4 separate regions of the Mus musculus genome follow, and regions 1, 3 and 4 are each linked to region 2. The links are chromatin loops, found by intact Hi-C in ENCODE. Cell type or tissue: left cerebral cortex. All regions are shown on one strand. Region 1 has its middle 11 kb from the start of Myoz1. Region 2 overlaps Usp54 (ubiquitin specific peptidase 54). Region 3 has its middle 24 kb from the start of Gm30212. Region 4 overlaps Synpo2l (synaptopodin 2-like).

The links. Hi-C counts contacts between places; a loop is a spot of excess contacts. Peaks named below come from ENCODE experiments on the same cell type or tissue, not always from the same donor. Only the 100,000 strongest peaks of a DNase experiment are listed, where the experiment ranks them.
Region 1: a loop joins it to region 2, with 2.9 times the contacts of the local background. A loop is called at or near these places in 27 of 42 quality-filtered maps.
Region 3: a loop joins it to region 2, with 2.2 times the contacts of the local background. A loop is called at or near these places in 2 of 42 quality-filtered maps.
Region 4: a loop joins it to region 2, with 6 times the contacts of the local background. A loop is called at or near these places in 37 of 42 quality-filtered maps.

What each region holds. Positions count from the first base shown.
Region 1 is chr14:20,642,657-20,647,656 of GRCm38, reverse strand. It overlaps a transcript of Usp54 not described here. Among named protein-coding and RNA genes, the nearest start is that of Myoz1, 11 kb to the left of the region's middle. In left cerebral cortex, a CTCF peak has its summit at 1,926 (motif pointing left); no DNase peak of the experiment used is centred here.
Region 2 is chr14:20,573,365-20,578,364 of GRCm38, reverse strand. It overlaps Usp54 (ubiquitin specific peptidase 54), which reads left to right. Exons shown (of 21, transcript NM_030180.2): 11 at 779-910; 12 at 1,053-1,430; 13 at 1,661-1,892; 14 at 4,464-4,597. Among named protein-coding and RNA genes, the nearest start is that of Ppp3cb, 29 kb to the right of the region's middle. In left cerebral cortex, a CTCF peak has its summit at 2,035 (motif pointing left); a DNase peak (open chromatin) is centred at 2,018; H3K27ac peaks cover 340 bases.
Region 3 is chr14:20,862,306-20,867,305 of GRCm38, reverse strand. No RefSeq gene overlaps it. Among named protein-coding and RNA genes, the nearest start is that of Gm30212, 24 kb to the left of the region's middle. In left cerebral cortex, no CTCF peak of the experiment used is centred here; no DNase peak of the experiment used is centred here.
Region 4 is chr14:20,659,089-20,664,088 of GRCm38, reverse strand. It overlaps Synpo2l (synaptopodin 2-like), which reads left to right. Exons shown (of 4, transcript NM_001310431.1): 4 at 1,624-5,000. The coding sequence ends at 3,788. Among named protein-coding and RNA genes, the nearest start is that of Myoz1, 5.0 kb to the right of the region's middle. In left cerebral cortex, a CTCF peak has its summit at 2,904 (motif pointing right); DNase peaks (open chromatin) are centred at 1,880, 2,146 and 2,927; H3K4me3 peaks cover 1,862 bases; H3K27ac peaks cover 1,879 bases.

The DNA.
Region 1 (5,000 bases), 69 kb before region 2:
AAGGGGGGAGAGAGGGGGAGAGAGAGAGAGAGACAGAGAGAGAGACAGACATTGAGAGACAGACAGAGAGACAGAGAGAGACAGAGAGACAGAGAGAACAGCTCTTTTGGAGAATTTTTATGTTCTTTAAATATCTAAGCAAAACTCTGTATGTGCATTTTCCTAAAAAGGTTTGCAAGTTTGGATGCTTCCTCAAAGTACCTAAAACAAGGTTTACATGGAGACAGTGCATTTGGAAGTGAAACCCCAGTGGCATAAGGGAGTGAGGAGAGAGCCAGTAACAGGTACTTTGGGTAATGGCTGAGTCCCACTGGAAATCTCAGACAGCCATGCTACTTCAAAAGTGACCCATGACTGGCAGAAGCAGTATCTGGGGAGCTCAAAAGTGGGCATGGGGGCTTGCATTTGGCCCTGTGGTGGGCATTTGGGAGGCACAGGAGGATCATGGGAAATTTGAGGCCAGCCTATGTACAGTGAATTCTAGGCTAGTCAGGGAGGGCTACACAGCAAACCTCTGTCTCAAACAATAACAGCAAACTCCAAAGAAACAAAAACTGAAACGCAGATGGATGTGGTGGCTCGGGCCTATGTCTACAGTACTCAGTGCTGAAGCAGATCGGCCATCTTGAGTTCAAGACCTGCATGAACTACAAAAAGAACTTCAGGACTGGGGCTTGGGAGGCTGAAGAAAAAGGGGGGGAATAAATGCAAATTTGGGTTAAGGACCTGCTTCATTACTTTCTTCAGGTGATCTCTGTGTGCTGGAAAATCCTGAGAAGTGTTACAATAAAACATACCTCCGGCTGGGCAGTGGTGGCACCCCTAATCCCAGCACTTGGGAGGCAGAGGCAGGTGGATTTCTGAGTTGGAGGCCAGCCTGGTCTACAGAGTGAGTTCCAGGACAGCCAGGGCTACACAGAGAAACCCTGTCTCAAAAAAACAAAACAAAACAGAAAAAAAACCCAAACAAACTCAAAAACATACCTCAGGCTGGGTGATAGGGGTGTATCCCTTTAAAACACACACACACACACACACACACACATGATATGTCAGGCACTGGCAGAGCCACTCAGGAGACAGCTTTATCAGGCTCCTTCCTGTCAGCAGGCACTTGTTGGCATCCACAGCAGTTTCTGGGTTTGGTGATTGTATATGGGATGGATCCCCAGATAAGTTGGTCTCTGGATGGTCATTTCTTCAGTCTCTACTCCACAGCATCCCTTTACCTTAACCCCAGCACTCTGGAGGCAGAGACAGGTAGATCTTTGAGTTCCAGACCAGCCTGGCCTATAGAGTGAGTTCCAGGACAGCCTGGGCTACACAGAGAAACCCTGTTCAAAACAACCTCCCCCGGAAACAAAAATCCCAGAAAGCAAATCACAACTAAACAACAACAACAATGAACCAACCAAATAACAACATACTTCAGAACTGGCCCTTCAAGAGTACAAAAATGGAGTATTTAGCCACTAAATCTTGCTCTGTTTGCTGATGTTACGTTGGTGCTCCTATAGAAAGAAAGGTAATAGAACATACTTGTACTCCAGAAATTCTAAATATAAAATTTCAGATTTTTTTTTCTGTTTTTGATTTCAAGACATGGTTTCTCTGTGCAGTCCTGGCTGTCCTGGGACTTGCTTTATAGACTAGGCTGGCCTTGAACTCTGTGATCCTCCTCCTTCTGCCTCCAAAGTGCTGGGATCAAAGGCATGCACTATCACACCCGGCAGAAAAGATGTATTTTAAAAGGTTTATTTTATTTTATGTGTGTGTGTGTGTGTTTGTATATGCAGCATGTTCATGCAGTGCCTGAGGTCAGAGGAGGGGTCAGATGCCCCTGAACTGGACTTATAGTTAGCTGGGAACTGAACTCAGATTGCAAAGGCAACTGTCGCATGCTGGGAAGTATGCTGACCTCTGCTGTTTCTTTTGTGTAGCGTATCCAGGCTCCAAGGCTCTCCTCTCATTAGGACTCATCTTAGAGTAGTGCTGTGTTCTTAGCCTAATCATTTGGCATATTGCTATAATTGTTGTATCTTATCAATTCTTGCTGATCTCCTTAAAAATAAAGTTAAACTTTAGTTACTTTGTGGTATTGAGGATCAAACTTAAGGTCTCATGGATGTTAAACAAGTGCTCTACCATAAGCTATACCACCAGCTCTATAAATTAAAACTATCATCCACATGCAAATATATAAAAAAAACATAGTATGTTCAGAGTTTGGCATTATCTGCAGTTTTAGGCATATGGGCAGGTTCAGATCATATTCCCTTACAGAGGAAGGAAAAAGAATCCTATGTTCAGATATTCTGAGACGGGAAGTGCTGTGAGCTTGTCCCAAAGATGGAATATGCTGAGGTAACATAGTTAAGGCACACACAGGTTTGGAAAGAGTTCTTAGTTCCCACCAGATTCTCAGGCTTGAAGGTTGTAGGATCTCCCTGCTAGAGGTTGAGAACTGTAGTCTTTATTCTGTTTTCTTGTGACAGGGTCATGTGTATCCCAGCTGGCCTTGAATTTTTGACCCTCCTGCTTCTATCTCTCAAGTGCTGATTGCAGGGATGCCTGCATCACTGATCTGTTCATGCTAGGGAGGAAAGCCAGGGCTTGTGCCTGTCAGCTCTACCCACTGAGCAACATTCCTTTTTTTTTCTTCAAAGATTTATTCATTTTATGTATAAGAGTACACACTTTAGTTGTACAGATGGTTGTGAGCCTTCATGTGATTGTTGGGAATTGAACTTAGGACCTCTGCTTGCTCAGGCCAACCCCACTTGCTCCGGCCAAAGATTTATTAGTATAAGTTCACTGTAGCTGTCTTCAAACGCACCAGAAGAAGGTATCAGATCTCATTATGGGTGGTTGTGAGCCACCTTGTGATTGCTGGGATTTGAACTCAGTACCTTTGGAAGAGCAGTCAGTGCTCTTACCCACTGAACCATCTCACCAGCCCCTGAGCAACATTCCTACACTCGCATATTGTTTTGGATGCAGGGTTCACACATTCTAGGTGACTTGCTCTGCCACACAGCTGAGTCCTCAGGCCCATCTATGGTCATCATTTATTAGTTCTTTTCAAAAAGTTGTACAATTATATTCACTTTCCTTTCCAAACACTTCTAAGATCCACCTCCTTCTCTACCCACCTTTGTCTTTTTTCATTTTTTTCTCTATCAAGGCCCCGTTATACTGCACAAATAATATTGGATGAGTGGCTTTCCACTAAGAAAACTGACTTCCCCTCTCCCAGAAGCTGACAAGGCCAGTAGCTCCTTAGTTAGGGGTGGGACTTTCTGTCAAACTCCACTCTGTGCTGGGATGTGGTCTAGCTTGGGCTAACACAGCCCGTCTGCATGCTGTCTTAACTACTATAAGTTTATTTGTGCAGCAGCCTCAATGTGTCCAGAAGACAGGGTTACTTTGTAGATATCCCCTGCCTCTGGCTTACACTTTTTATGCCTCCTCTTCTGAAATGATCCCTCAGCCTTCGGAAGAGGGAGTGTGTTCCTTTTAAAATAAAATTATGTGTACATGTCTATGCGTTGTTGTGAACTCAGACATGGTGGCACATACCCTTAACCTCCACATTAAGGAGACAGAGGCAGGTGTATCTTTTTATTTTTAATTTTTTTAATTAGGTATTTTCTTCATTTACATTTCCAATGCTACCCCAAAAGTCCCCCAAACCATCCCCCGACTCCCACTTCTTGGCCCTGGCATAGGCAGGTATATCTTTATGAGTTCTAGGTTAGCCTGGTTTATATTATTCCAGACCAACTAGGGCTACACATTGAGACCCTGTTCCAAAACAAAAACCACAAACAAACAAGCAAAAACCTAAAGGCTGGTGAGATGGTTTAGTGGATACAGGTGTCTGCTTTTAAGCCTGGTGACTTGAGTTCCATCCTTGGGGTCCACAGTGGAAAAAGAAACCTGACCTCTGCAGGTTGTCTATGTTACATCCCCAAGTAACTGCAATAGATTCTTCATTGATAAAAGTTTAACAAAAAAGAAAAAACAGAACATAAAATGAACAACTCATGTCTGAGTATGTAATAGATCAGCAACACCTCAATACAGTTCCTCATGTTGTGTGGCCCCCAACCATAACATTATTGTGTTGCTACTTCATAACTGTAATGGTGCTACTGTTATAAATTGTAATGTAGACATCTGATATGCAGGATATCTGATCTGTAAACCTGGAGAAAGGGTCACTTGATGATCTGTAAGCCTTAGGACCCACAGGTTGAGAACCTCTGCAATAGTGTGGTGCAGGGCTTCACTAGGGAAGACGCCTTAGGTTCCATTTCCTAGCATCATGAGAAAAGTGTTCTCTTCTTCAGTGTCTTCTGTCTGCCATCATTCATATATATATATATTCTCTTTTGAAGAGTCTGTGTATCTCTGGATAGACTGCAAGTCTTTTTTTTTTTTTTTTTTTCCTTTTTGGTTTTTCAAGACAGGGTTTCTCTGTGTAGCCTTGACTGTCCTGGAACTCACTCTGTAGACCAGACTGGCCTCAAACTCAGAAATCCGTGTGCCTCTGCCTTCCGAGTACTAGGATTAGAGGCATGCGCCACCACGCCTGGCTTGTGTGGAACAGGCTAGCACAGACCTTGTAGTGATTCTCCGGACTCTGCCACTACACCCATCCTACTATCTTTATTTTTACTGCAGTGTTGGGGATTGAATTTAAGCCCCAGATACATTACTCTGTTTTAAAATTCAGGAGTAGGAAGGTATGGGTGGTGCATGCCTTTAGTCTCAGCACTTGAGAGACAGAGGCAGGTGGATCTCTGAGTTCAAGGCCACTTTGATCTACAGAGTGAGTTCCAGGACAGCCAGAGCGACATAGTGAGACCTTGTCAACTCAAGAGAGTCCTTTCAGGTAAGAATTTGTGATTCTAGTGGGTTCTAGTACTCACTAGTTTTTATATTATACAAGACTAGCTTTTGTTATTCACCTAGCCCCTGCTGCCATTGAGTTAGCA
Region 2 (5,000 bases):
AGTCAGATTCGCTGAAGCATAGGTTGGAGAGGAGAATTAATGAACATAGAAATGTAATGTAAAATTCACATTTAAAGAGGATTTAGAACTGTGTCCTAAAGCCGTCATCATAGTGAGAAGTGTTGCCAAGTAAGTAGAAGCAAATTTTGTTTTCAGTTTATGAGAGTGAGAGGTAGTTGTAATGTTTACCTGTAATCTCAGTACTCAAGAGACAGAGGCAGGAAAATTACTGTGAGTTGGGGCCAGCCTGGAGAATATAAAATAAAAACATAACCCTAACAAAACAGTGCTTCAGTAAGATAAAATGAAACTCACCCACCTCAGATTTTAGAAATGGATGAAAGAATGAAAAATATGGGTTTATGACAATTTTAGATTAATTTTTAAAAGTTTGTTTCTTTTGCCTTTAAATATTACCCAGCTCTCGAGATGGAGCTCAGTGCCTGCTTGTTTTTGCAAGGGATGGGTTCCTCAGTACCACAGAAACACAGAGAAGTCATTAATCAGCCGCTTTAGTTCATAGGTCAGTTGGGAAATACGATGAGTGTGGTTTGAGTCTGATGGTTGTTCAGGATATGGTATAGATTTGGAAGGCTCCACTAACTCCCTGGGAGTCTAACACTTAGGTTGGATGGTTCTGACCCCTACAGTTTCTGATCCATGTATATAATAAGTTTGTGGCATTATTATTAGTCCCAAAGGGAGACTGGATTCTCAACTCAGGAGGGTAGGGGTTAGTTGCAGAAAGCAGCTTACTCCCATTTCCTTGTTCTTTCAGGACACCTGACTGATAGTGAATGTAATCAGAAACACACATCGAAGAAAGGGTCCCTGGTGGAGCGCAGGAGGAGCAGTGGCCGTGTTCGGAGAAAAGGCGATGAGCCACAGGCCTCAGGGTACCACAGCGAAGGCAAGCCATTTGCACTCCTATTTCCTCCATTCAACTTGTGGTTTTCTTGCCAAGTGGATTTTCCTTACTTTCTCTAGGATGAGGACATTTGTAATTAAAATAATAAACACCTTCATTTCTTTTATTCTCTCTTGATTTTTAGGAGAAACACTGAAAGAGAAGCAGGCTCCTAGGAATGCCTCTAAATCCAGCAGCAGCAGCAGGCTAAAGGATTTCAAAGAGACAGTCAGCAACATGATCCACAGCAGGCCTTCCCTGGCTTCTCAGACCAGTGCAGGATCTCCCTGTGTAGGTAGGGCAGGAGACCAGCTAGACAAGATACCACCAAGGAACTTCCCTTTACAGGCTCGGGGCTGGGAAACGGAGAGTACCAGTAGTGAGGCAAAATCCAGTTCTTCCAGCAAGTACCGCCCAACATGGAGACCTAAACGAGAATCTCTAAATATTGACAGCATTTTTAGTAAGGACAGAAGGAAGCATTGTGGCTACACCCAGCTTAGGACCTTTCCTGAAGATGCAGGTGAGCATAGAATAGTTGAACAAGTGGGCTTTCAAATACAATTGACTTACGTGTTTAAAAATCTTGCGTTTTTTAGTATAGCTGGCAAGGAACATTTTTCCTCTGATGTCATGTTTTTTTAAAGATATAACTCCAATGAGTAATGTCTAGAGGGAGGGTTTAGTTAGATTTTAATTTAGGCAAACACTAAATCTACTTCATTTTCTACACTTGTCCTTTGATTGGGGCAGCTAAAGAATTTACACCGGATGAAGTAAGCAAGCCAACTGCTAATGACATTAAAGATGGCGGATCAAGGTCACAGCATAAACTCTGGGGAACAGCTCGGCCAGGCTCTCATCTTTTAGAGCAGCATCCTCGCCTAATCCAGCGGATGGAATCTGGCTATGAGAGCAGTGAGAGGAACAGCAGCAGCCCTGTCAGTTTGGATGCTGCCCCGCCTGACAGCGTGAATGTCTACAGGTATTGTCTGGCCTTTTAATAGCAATAGTTCTTTGAAGCAATGTGAGTTTGCAGCTTTCAGCTATGGGTAGGGAAGTGAAGAGATAGGTTTTAGCACTGACCAGATTCTCTACCAGTTTTCCTGGAGCATCAGCGCCCTCTTTTGGGAGCTGGAATAAAGGCAGTGGCTTTTTATTTCAAGCATTAGCTGTGCAGTAAGAGTAGTTTAGTACATACTTAAAACATAACACGATAAAGTGGGAGTCATACAGAGAATGCTTGCAGGGGTGGTCTTGAATTCGTTCTGTAGCCCAGATTGACCTTAAACTTAAGCTGACTCTTTTGCCTCATTTCCGGATGCTGAGATGACAGGAGTGCCCTGCCATACACATGTGAATATTTACAGTATTACATTTGTATTTTAAAAATAGTTTAGGAGGTGCTGAAGAGATTACTTAGGAGTTAAAAGCACTTGTTGCTTTCGCAAAGGATTCAAATTTGGATCTCAGAACCCAGGTTAGGTAGCACACACATATACATAAATTAAAAGTAATTGTTTAGAAAATGTTTTTCAGTAAAAGAATGAGTTAGTGAATTAAAACCAGAGAAGACATCTAACTTGTAACTTTTTCTGCCTTGGTTTTGGGTTTCTGGGAAACAGATTATGAAAGCACTGATAACCCTGATCTTACAAGGTAATGATGGCAGTTCAGTAGAGCTCACTGTGCCCTGCTTAAAGGCTGCAGTTTCCTCCCAATGCATTGTTTTTATGAGTTGCCGTGGAAGCCGTGTTCTTAACCTTCTAGCTGTTTAGGAAAGAGTGATTATATCTTCTACCGGGATGTTGTCATCTGCTATTCTTCTGCACTGTTCTTGCCTGCCTACTGGACCCTGTTCAGTTTTATACATGAGAAAATGTTGCAAAGGTTTAATAAGTTGGGCTTCTATATAGCTCAGTGGGTAGAGTCCTTGTCCAGCATGGTAAGATTCCCAGTCTTGTCCTTCAAAATAAAAGACCTCAGTAACAAAGAGGAAGATAATACATATGAGAATATGTTCATCAATTCATGGCATAGATTTTGAATGTTTACTAGATCCCAGATACTATTAGATGTACCAGATGTCAAGGAAGTAAGATTTTAAAAAGTAGCTGTAGCAGAATGAGTGAGTTTATTAAATAAGCAAGCAAAAGATAAGAGAATGAACAGTGGGCAGCAAATATGCAGTAAGACATAATAAAATCTTATGTATGAAAACATTCAGAGATGACTGGAGGACCTCAGTTGAGAACACGAGCAGAAGGTCCCATCATCAATCTGGAGTCACAGACATTCAGCAGAGATTGGCAGGGGAGGCCTCCTGAAGCAGCCAGTGTGAAGTCCTGATCGAGAACCCTGAGCTGAGCTGAGCTGAGCTGAGCTGAGTATTCCTTGGCTGAGGCTTCTAAGTAAAAGAGCAAATGATGGCAAATAAATAACACCATCAAATTGGGGCTTACAATCCTCCAGCAGAAGTTGGCTGGAGAAGCTGTGCAGCCAACGGTAGCTGCCTCTGAGAGAGTCCACATAGAGGTTCTCTTCTGTCCTTCCTGTGGATGGCCTTCTAATTCCCATTCCTATTGGAGGCATTTGTACATTGTGGTGTAAACAATAATAGCTTTGGTTGGAGATAGGCTGCTACTTACTAGTTTTTAAGGATACAGTGTTTTATTTTGGTTTGTTTGGTTTTAGTTAAATTATGTTTTAAACATTTTATGTGTGGGGGGGGGCGGGGGGGTATCAGAGGAGAATTTGTGTAAGTTGGTTTCTCCCATCACTTGAGTTTCTTGGTTTGATATCAGGTCACCAGGCCATGAAGCAAGCACCTTTTACCTACTGAGCCATCTTACCAGTCAAAGGACACAGTGTTTTTAACTCTCTTAGAAGCTTGCTGTTTTTCTTTTTGCTAGAGTTTGTGAACCTGTCTGCCTAGGACAGGGAGTTTCAGGGAGACCAGCCAGGCCTCCTCACCCTCACAGTGTTCCCTCTTCTCTCCTCTTGTTCTTGTTCTTGTTCTTGTTCTTGTTCTTGTTCTTGTTCTTGTTCTTGTTCTTGTTCTTGTTCTTCTCCTTCTCCTTCTCCTTCTCCTTCTCCTTCTTCTTCTTCTTCTCTTTCTTTTTCTTTTCCTTTTTTGAGACATCATTTTTCTGTATAGTCTTAGTTGGCCTGGAACTCACTTTATAGACCAGGCTGGCCTTGAACTCACAAAGATCTACCTGCATTCTGGGATTAAAGACATTCTCCACCATATTCCTCCCCAGAGTCTTTAACAAGCATAAATAGAGAATTTACTGATCAGTACAATGTATATTACAGAAGCTGCCTCCCTCCCTCCCTCCCTCCCCATTCTGAGAGGAATTCTTATTGCTTAAGCCTGGTAACCCTAGGCTGAGTTCCCTGCCTCAGCCTCAGGAGTATATGCATTATGTTTTGATCCATGACCCTTGGTTCCCAAGCTTTTATAATGTTTGTTTTCTGTTTTGAATTTTAGTCTTAGAAATGTTGTTAGAAGCCACTGTTTAAAACTTTTTATACTTTGGATTCTCTTTTGAAGGGATCAAAGCACAAAGAGGCCTGTTGGGTTTGTCCCTTCTTGGCGTCATATTCCAAAGTCTCACAGCAGTAGCATCCTGGAGGTAGACTGTACAGCACCCATGACCAGCTGGACAAAGACTCAACCTCTCTCAGGTAAACAGGATTTGGGGAACTGGATTTGATCACCAGTTCTATTTGGGAATTAACATTATTGAGCATACTTCAACTAGTTGACAGTTGTTTGAGAATTCCATCAAAATGTAATGTGTGTTAGAGAGCTAGCTCAGTAAGTTAGTGCTTGGTTTTTGTTTGTTTGTTTGTTTTGTTTTGTTTTGTTTTGTTTTGTTTTGTGACAGGGTTTCTCTGTATAGCCCTGGCTGTCCTGGAGCTCACTCTGTAGACCAGGCTAGCTTTGAACTCAGAAATCCACCTGCCTCTGCCTCCCAAGTACTGGGATTAAAGGCACGCGCCACCACACCCTGCAAGTTAGTGCTTGTTAAACACCATGAAGACCCGAGTTCATTTGCCAGCATGCCTGGGAGGCATATTTCATGGA
Region 3 (5,000 bases), 290 kb before region 2:
ACCTCCCTTAGCAATCCTTTCAGAAAATACATCCTGGAGAAACCCAGAGCAGATTTACCACCTCTGAAGTGTTTCTCATTCCAATCAAGTTGGCAATGAAAATTAGCCATCACAATGTACACAGGGAGCATTATCCCGTAGGCTGAGGGCTTGGACACAAGGCAGGTGAGGAGAGAGAAAGCCTGGAGCACAGGAATTCTCTTCTGTTTCCGGGATGTCTTGGGCGAATGGTTCTGCTCTGCTCTGCTCTGCTCTGCTCTGCTCTGCTCTGCTCTGCTCTGCTCTGCTCTGCATTCTAACATGGACACTTAGGAAACAGGCTCTTTAGAAGAATTTAGCTCTCTAACAGTGCAGTTTTGGATGTAGGGAGAAGGGTGGATCCTTCTAAGAGTGCTAAGATTTTAGGTACAAGGGTCATCTTGTCTCTGTTCTCAGAGTTAAGACTGTGGGCAAGATGGGAAACTCCAGTGGGGATGACTGAGTCTAGATCTTCATAGCTTTCATGGTCTGGGATAAGATCACAGCTTGTTGAAATACCCAATTAAAATAAAATAGCAACTAGAAGTTAAATCAGAGACACAGACAGCAACCAGTTAAAAATTGACCCTAAGACTCAAAACCAAAGGTCTACAGGATTTGAATCTCTCAGGAATTCAAGTGCTCAGTAACAAAGAATTCCTGAGATGAAGGCGGCCCTTTGCCCCATCCTGTGGGCAAAGGCCTGCAACCACCCAGGGGTTACAGGTAAGGTTTTGGCATTCCAGAGTTCCTGGAATGCCAGAGCAGTGAACTAGGTGTGGGGTGACCGAGTGTTCGCGCTTGACCGAGGCAAAGGTAATATGTTACAGTATAATTCGAAGAGACTTGTGAGAACAACAGATTGAGGCATTGAGCTCTTGGACATCTCTCTCATGTCTCTGATCTCCACACTTCCGCAAGTTACAATTCTTGGAAATTATCCATTGATCAAAAATGTCAAGCATGGGTGTCATGGCTCAGATTTCAGGACATGTGTGTGAAGAGGTGGCTTACTTGACTTCATAGGCATGGGCCCGTTACATGGCAAGGGGCCCTTCAGAGTTCACTCTGGATAATTCTGGGTTTCTTTGTTGTTTTCTTTGAACTCCAATGATACTTGGAGCGTATGGAGCACACTGGCAAGGAAGAGTGCAGTCCATCCCAGACTTAGCTGTATCTGGCTACCGTGTGTGTCTGCCCTTTGTAACTCACTCTGTCTCATGGTTTCTCACCCTTGACACCTTAGTTTTGAGACCAGTCATCCTTCTCTATGTCGTGATGTGATGCGTTATAATAGGGTGCTAGTTACCCACTAGATGCCAGTAGCTTACTCACAGTTCTGACAACGCCAATTCACCACCCTTATTGGAAACCACCAGTGGAGGCCACACAGTAAGCAGAGCGTGTGAGAGCCCTGGTCTGCCGTGGGCTGGCTCTGTTCAGACACTTGTACTATTTTTTAATATGACCCTGAACTATTTCCTGCTGAATGTTATTAACTTCCCTGAGGCCCAGTTTCCCCACTCATAGAGAAAAAGAAAATAAGAATCTCAGAGTCCCAGGAAAAATCAGAGTGCTTGGCACTTGAACATTCCGATGCCGGTGGGTCATTCTTGTCTCTACACTTGCCGTGAAGGTGACTACTAACTGCCCTTAGAGCAGCTTATAAAACGCTTTGTGATCTGACCTTACCTAGCTTTATTTCTCCACTCCAGACTTGACAGACACTCCAGCACTGTTGACCGCTTACAATTTCGGGGGAGCAGCCAAGGTTTTTATGGCTCCTGCGGTCTCTGAATACGTTATGTGGTTCCCTTCATCAGGAACTTTCTTTCCGTCCCTTGAGTGACTCCTCCACACCCTCTGGGACTCAGATTGGGCATCATCAGGTCCAGAAAGGTCCCCCCCCCCCCAGGTCTGGACCAAAGGAACACTTCTGCAGTTCCCCAGGGTCTGCACTTCCCATCATCACGCATCTGACACAGTGTGGTCATTGCCCGGTATGTCTGAATCACTTTGCGAATTTTGATCTGTGAGGCAAAGGATGCAATCTTGCACAATATTGAGTCTCCATCACTAAACCAAGTGTCGGACATCCAACAGAGACCCATAATATTTGTCTGATCCATGATGGAATTTTCAAACTATTTTAGCACTCATATGAAGAGAGACTTTTTCTTTTCCCTCCCAGATAACCATATATTAACATCTCCATAGTACTTGCAAATTCACTGACATTTCAAAGTTATCAAACAGTATGTAGAGAAAAATAGGTTTTTCCCTACTCTTGCAGGTACCTAGTTTCCTTTCTGAAAGCAACTGTTTTCACTCATATAATTTTCTAGAGGTGATCCAACTGCCCATTTTTTAACTCTTTTAAAAATTGCACTTCTTGGCACTATCATACTTGGCCAACTATACCTTTTATTAATATTGATTTATTTTGGAGATGAGTTCTCATGTATCCCAGGCTGGCCTCTGGCTCACTACTTAACCCATGATGTTTTTGAACTTATCCTGCTGCCTCCAGCTTCCCAAGTGCTGCCCGTGTGCCAAGCACACTTGGTTTATGCTGTGCTAAGGATCGAACCTGGACTTCCTGTATGCTATGTAAATACTCTACCAACTGAGCTATGCATTTTAAAGGAACCTCTGTAACTGGGTTCCTGGGTTTTCTTAAGTGCCACCCCACTATCAGAATTCCAGTTTAGACAGTCAGCAAGAGTCTTCCCTGTTTTCCAAATCAACTCTTCCCTAGTCATGAACAGAGACTCATTGGAACATAAAACAAACTCTTATCCTCCTTAATGGAGACCTCAAAGGTTGGAAGTGGCAGAAAACAGGGACGAAAACAGCAAGGGAAGAGCTGGGTAGCTTCCAGCATGGTTACCTCCAAGTCTCGTAGCCTGTCTGCGTCTAGGTAATCAATCACTAAGTCCGTGGAGACAAGAGTAGCCAGAGCAGTGGTTCTCACCCTTCCTAATGCTGCAGTCCTTTAATACAGTTCTTCATGTTGTGGTGACCCCTAACTATAAAAATCATTTTCATTGCTACTTCATCATAGTGATTTTGCTACTGGTATGAATGATAATGTAAATATTTGTGTTCTCGAATGATCTTAGGCGACCCCTGAGGAAGGGCCATCCGACCCCAAACACGCAGGCTGAGAACTGATGCCCTAGGGAATCTGGGATCTGCAAATTCTTTCCCTATCCTTAGCTACCTTGAGAAATCGAAGAGAAAGGCAGACCAAGTTTAAGAGGAAGGAAACTTCAGTGCTTAGTCATTTCCCACTGGGTTGGGCTCTACCTGGGAGTCTTAGTCACTGTGCAGGTGCCTAAGAGAGAGAGGTGCTGCCTAAAATGACACATTGCTTGTCCAGGAAGGAGATTATGCCCTAGGGGTAAGATGTTGGGGGCTCCAGGGACCATTCCAAGGCATGCCAAGATCCTCTGATCCCAGGCAGGTTTTGGAGTCCCAGGTCAACAGTGAAGTCCTTCCCCCTCCCTTCCCTTCCCAGAGAACCAGACATCCCTCAGTTTGTGTCTCCCAGTACCAAGATGGACTAAATTACTCAGTTATCCTGAGAGGATTTGAGTAAACTCCCTAACAGTTCTAGATCATTAGGTATATAAATAACAACAGTGTTATTCCCCATCTTCTCCTTCTCGGATGAGAGTAAAGTCTAGGGCCTGCGAAGCACCAGTGAGAGAACAGAATCTCAGGGGAGTCTCAACTGCTGACCAAACCTTTTAGCTATGCCAGGGCCTTCCTGGAGCTGGCCAGAAAAGCCCAACCCTGGATGAGCTGGACTTTAAGCTGGGGATTCCCTGTCTGCTGGATTTTCACAGTCCCTCCGGCAGCAATGTGCACTTCTGTTGCTCTGCACTAACTGTGGTAGGCTGAATAATGTCCCCTCAAAGGCGTCTTTGTCTTAAGCCCTGAGACCTATGAACACATTGCCTTGCGCAGCAAATGGGATGTTGAAGTATTACAAGGACTGAGATGGGTGCATTATTCTAGATTAAGTGACCTGACTCCAATGTAGTTACCAGCGTCCTTCTAAGAGGAAAATAGAGGACTGGAATGAATAAGGGGATGTCATAATAAAGTCAGAGATCAGAGCAATGTGAGCCAGGGACTAGAGACAGCGAGGAAGCTACAGACAGCAAGGGAGCAGATTCTTCCTAACGTTTTTCTTTAACCCTTTTGACAATTTTGGATTTTGACCTTAGAAATATAAAGTAATACATGTGTGGGCTTTTTAAACCAGGGAGCTAAGGGTATGGATTTCTTTGAGAGAGAGTCATTCAGCCTACCACAGCAAAAATGTGAAATTAATGTGGATGTTGGTATCAAGAGTAGGGTGTTTGTGTAACAAATAACTTTTAAAAAGCAAATAGTGGGGCCAGGCAGTGGTGGTGCACACCTTTAATTCCAACACTCTGGAGGCAGAGGCAGGTGAATCTCTTAAGATTGAGGCCAGCCTGATCTACAGAGGGAGTTTTAGGACAGCCAGGGCTACACAGAAAAAGCTTGTCTTGAAAAAAACAAAACAAACAAAAAAACAAAAAACAAAGCAAATAGTGGGATTAAAGAGATGGTTCAGCTAGTAAAAGAACTTATTCTTGCAAAGGACCACATTGGACAGCTCATAACAGCTCATAACACTGGTTCTAGGGGATTCAATGCCCAGCTTCTAGCCTCTGAGGACACTTGCATGCACATGGTATACATACTTAGGCTCTCCCTCTGCCCTCTCCTCAATCTCTCTCTCTCTCTCTCTCTCTCTCTCTCTCTCTCTCTCTCTCTCTCTCTCTCTCTCTCTCTCACACACACACACACACACACAGAGAGAGAGAGAGAGAGAGAGAGAGAGACTTAATTAAATTAATCTCCTTTTAAAATTAAATAGCAGTATATACAGTAAATAGGAAGGTTTTAAACTTATAGATGTTAAAAAAAATCTGCTGGTGAGCCAG
Region 4 (5,000 bases), 86 kb before region 2:
CAAGAATATGTTGTGGCATTACACTGTGGGCAGCTTCCATCAAGAAAGCATAATAGATGCTCCCAGTGGGCCTAGGCAGCGTGTTAAATGCTTTGTGACTTATCTCACTGTGTTCATGTGATCTTATGAAGAGGTAGACATTCTCATCTTCATGAAGTAATTCTCCCAGAACTGAATCCTGACTCTGGTGTCTATTCTCTCATGGACAGTACTATTTAGCGTTACACACATGGGGACAAAAGGAATGAGGGCCCTAATTAGAAAGCAGCTTGAAAGGAAAAGTAGATGGAATGTCAGGAATCTTCCAGGAGGAACTGGGGACCATAGACAAGAAAGAATCCATGTCCAGGGCAGGGCAGCCCTTCCCACTTCCTGGCCCCACCTACCCAGGCCCCACAAAGTATAGGAACTCCTGCGTTGTTCAGCACATAGACCCTCTCATGCCCACCTGATGGGGCTGCCCTGTTGAGTTCTCTACTTGAAAGACAGGACAAATGGGAGAGGAAACTGTGCTAGCCTCCCAAGCCATCTTCCCAGTGCCAGCAGCAGCTTGTGAGAAAGAGAATGTATTTACCTGGTGACCTTGAAACCTCCTAAAGGCTTAGGGGGTTGACTTGGAGAGTGGCACTCTGCCTTTTCTTGCATCTTGGACCCAAGATTATCCCTGGATGTGAGGAGCAGAGGTATGAAGGAATGTTCTAGCAGTTGGGAGGGCTAAGATCGGTTCTGAAATCCTGTCTATATGATACCAGAACCTCTACAGGGAAATCTCTGGGAAGAACTACCTGAAGCATGCTGGTATGCAAATGCATTTGACTTGGACAACACTGTGTTTGTATATGTGAACTGATGTGTGTATAAGCTGGAACACGTGAATAAGAAAAGTAGAATGGAGAAATTGCGCCCATAGCCGGCTTTCAGGAGACTGATGTTATAGCAAGGTGTGTGGGGAGTTGTTTCTGTGAGTGTTTATGATGTGTGGAAATGAACAACTTGATGAGTGGAACTGTGAATGAAGAAACTCATGTTAAGAATCTGTATGTTGGGCCAGGTGTGGTAATGCATGCCTTTAATTCCAGCATTTGAGAGACAGCAGCAGTTGGATCTCTGTGAGTTCAAGGCCAGCCTGGTCTACATAGCGAATTCCAGGACAGTCAGGGCTATACAGAGAGATCCTGTTACAAAAAGAGTCTGTGTGTCCTAGTTATAGGGGTAACAGGTGGGAAGTGGGGGGAAGGTCCGAGCTCTGTGAGGAGCCCGCTTACAAAGAATGGTAGGAGAAAAGCACTCCTTATCTCTTCTCTCTCATGGCTGTGTCTGATTTTCCTGCCAGTCAAGAATGGGAGGCAGGTGAAGAATGTGTGAAGTGGATAAGGCTCATCTCCTGGAAAGTAGGAATGCAATCCAGGGAAGACAGGACAGAAGGGATGTGGTGTGGCAGTGTCTCTGTCCTTGGTTTCACCTTTCCCCTTCCATTCTGTCTCTAACTCAGAGGACTTGGTCACAGGCAAGAGACATTGTGGGTCCTTTCAGTGAAAAAACAGGAGGTAGGAGCGTTGGGGAGCAGGATTAGAACAGGCCGTGAAGCCCCCTGATTGATCATCCACCTCTTCATCTCCGCAGAACTGCAACGCGCAGAAAGCCTCCAGGAGAAAAGCGTAAAGGAGGCAAGAACCAAATGCCGGACCATTGCATCCCTGCTAACAGCAGCCCCCAACCCTCACTCCAAGGGGGTGCTTATGTTTAAGAAGCGGCGGCAGAGAGCCAAGAAGTACACCCTAGTGAGTTTTGGGGCCGCAGCTGGGACAGGAACAGAGGAGGAGGACGGCATCCCCCCAACGAGTGAGTCGGAGCTGGACGAGGAGACCTTCTCAGACGCCCGCAGCCTTACTAATCAATCCGACTGGGACAGCCCCTATCTAGACATGGAGCTGGCTAGGGCTGGCTTAGGCACAGCAGAGAGTCAGAACTCTGGACTGGGAGGGCAGCTAAGTGAGGTCTCTGGGCGAGGGGTCCAGCTCTTTGAACAGCAGCGCCAGCGGGTAGCCTCCAGCTCCCAGGAGCTGGCTCAGGTGGGCCCAGCAGCTATGCTTAATGGGCAGAGTCTGCAGTCCCCACCTCGAGCACAGAGTGCTCCCCCAGAGGCAGCTGTGCTCCCACTCAGCCCTTTGTCGGTCCCTGCAGTCAGCCCTACCCCCTTCTTCCCGGATGGTGGAGCCCCCATCCCTGCACCAAGTATCTTTAACAGGTCAGCGAGGCCTTTTACCCCAGGTTTACAAGGGCAAAGGTCAGGTACCACCTCAGTGATTTTCCGGCCCTTGGCCCCTAAGAAGGTGAATGAAGGCTTGGGGAGCACTAGCCCCGCCCCGTCCCCCTTCGCAGCCCCTCCACAGGGGCCCACCCCTCTGCCCAGCTTCACCACAGTGGTTCCCAGCCACACGCCGGTCTCTGGGGCTTCTAGCAGCACCCAACGCTCCTCTGGTCCTGTGACCGCTACCAGTTCCTTGTACATCCCAGCCCCAAGCCGGCCTGTTACACCAGGAGGCGCCCCAGAACCGCCCACTCCTCCTAGCGCTGCTGCCATGACCTCCACCGCTTCCATCTTCTTGTCCACTCCACTAAGAAACTCTGCGCGCCCGGAGGCGCCGGGCCCCGCGGTCCCCGAGCCTGCCAGCGTTCGGGAGCAGCGCATCTCTGTGCCGGCTGCCCGCACCGGCATCCTGCAGGAGGCTAGGCGCCGGGGCACCCGCAAGCAGATGTTCCGGCCTGGGAAGGAAGAGACGAAGAACTCGCCCAACCCGGAGCTGCTGTCACTAGTGCAGAACCTGGATGAAAAACCTCGGGCGGGCGGTGCGGAATCTGGTCCGGAGGAGGACGCTTTAAGCCTCGGGGCTGAAGCCTGTAACTTCATGCAGCCACTAGGGGGCAGGAGTTACAAGACCTTGCCTCAAGTATCACCGAAAACCCCGCCTCCAATGGCTCCCAAAACTCCACCCCCTACAACGCCTAAGACTCCACCTCCCGTGGCTCCTAAACCTGGGTCGCGAGGGCTCCTTGATGGGCTAGTGAATGGATCGACCCCGATGGTGGGAATCCCTGAGCCGCCAAGGCTGCAAGGGAGGGGCGGGGAGCTATTTGCCAAACGGCAGAGCCGTGCCGATAGGTACGTGGTGGAAGCTACATCTGGCTCTAGCCTTAATCCAGGCCTTCGCCCTAGAAGTCCTTCTCCCACACCCTCACTGCCCCCATCCTGGAAATACTCACCCAACATCCGTGCCCCACCTCCTATTGCTTACAACCCACTTCTCTCACCCTTTTTTCCCCAAGCTGCCCGAACTCTCCCCAATAAGGCTCAATCCCAGGGGCCTCGGGTGACCCCTAAGCAGGGTATCAAGGCCCTGGATTTCATGCGACATCAGCCATACCAACTTAAAACGGCCATGTTTTGTTTTGATGAGGGTTCTTCAACTCCTGGCCCCACTTCAGGGCCTCCCAAAACTGCCCGAGTTCAGGAGATCCGCAGATTTTCCACTCCTGCACCCCAGCCCACTGCAGAGCCCTTGGCTCCCACTGTGCTTGTCCCCAGAGCGGCTACCACCTTGGACGAACCCATTTGGAGGGCAGAGCTGGCCTCAACCCCTGTCCCTAACCCAGACCATCAAGAGTCTCTCAGGAGCTTTGCTGCCGCTCCCAGTTCCTGTGGTTTCCAAGTAGCCAGGCCCCGGTTCTCAGCCACCAGAACAGGGTTGCAGGCCCATGTCTGGAGGCCTGGGGCAGGGCACCAGTGAGCAGGGAATAGGTCCCAGGACCAAGTAATGGAACTTAGATTCCCAGAAGTTTCTTCTGCTTTGTCCTACCTAGGCTTTCTCCCCACATCTGAGGCCAATTGCCGATTGCCAGAGATAGTGTTTCCCTCAGCCTCCTCAGCTCTCTGCTGGTGTTTTAAGGCCCTTACCTCTCTGCTTTGCAATCTTCTCTATATTTCCTTGCCTCTCTGGCTTCTCCACCCAGAGGTCTCAGCAGGTCTCTGTTTTCCTTTTGCATTTGTGTTTCTCTCTGTGGGCAGCACTTTAGTGTTAGGTAAAAAGCACACTGTAAAGTGACCACTGAGATCTCAGGCAAAATGGTCACTCACTGTAAGGCAAGCTTCTAAGAGGCTGAACTGTGTCCCAAGCCCCTCCATCCTCCTCACTCCGCTTTCCCTAGGTTAGTTGGCATACGCCTAGGGGTGTGTGTGTGTGTGTGTATGTGTGTGTGTGTGTCTGTGTCTGTGTGTGTGTGCGCGCGCGCATGCGTGCTTTCACAAATATGTGTGGTTAGGATCTGCTCTAGAAAGACATCAAATACACATACATGTGTGCTTCTCTTGAGGCAAAGGTAAGAGAGGTTTTTTCCCCTTCTACTGAAAGGGTCAGATAGCTTCAGAAAGACCTGTGGGGGTCAAGAGCTACTACAGAAAAACTCCTGAGAGAGGAGTGCCTGTAGCATGTAGAGATATGTGCACAGCATCTTGTGAAATCAACGTGTCTGACAAGACTGGGAGACAGGGACAATTTCATGGGCCTGAGTTATACAAGCTAGACCCATAATAAAACTAAGAATTCTATTTCCTTGGATTACAGGAAGTTAGCAACCAGGGCCCTGTGCTGAGCACATCAGAATCCAGAAAGTAAAAAAGAAATTTTCTTCTGAACTGCTTAATGAGTGTAAGACAGAAAGGATGGTGAAGAGAGCCAGAGTGGATGGCGGGGAGAGCAAGGCAAAAGCCAGGAACAAGGCTGGAATGAGTGAAAGTGACCAAGGAGAGAGGAAAGTTGGCTAACAAGAAACTATGTAGCCAGGTGGTGGTGGCTCACGCCTTTAATTCCAGCACTTGAGAGGCAGAGGCAGGCGGATTTCTGAGTTCAAGGCCAGAAGGGCAAGGATGGGTCTTTTCTACCCTACCCGTATAAGCCCAGTGCTTTGCAGATTCAGGCCCTCATGTCTGATCCCAGAAGGGC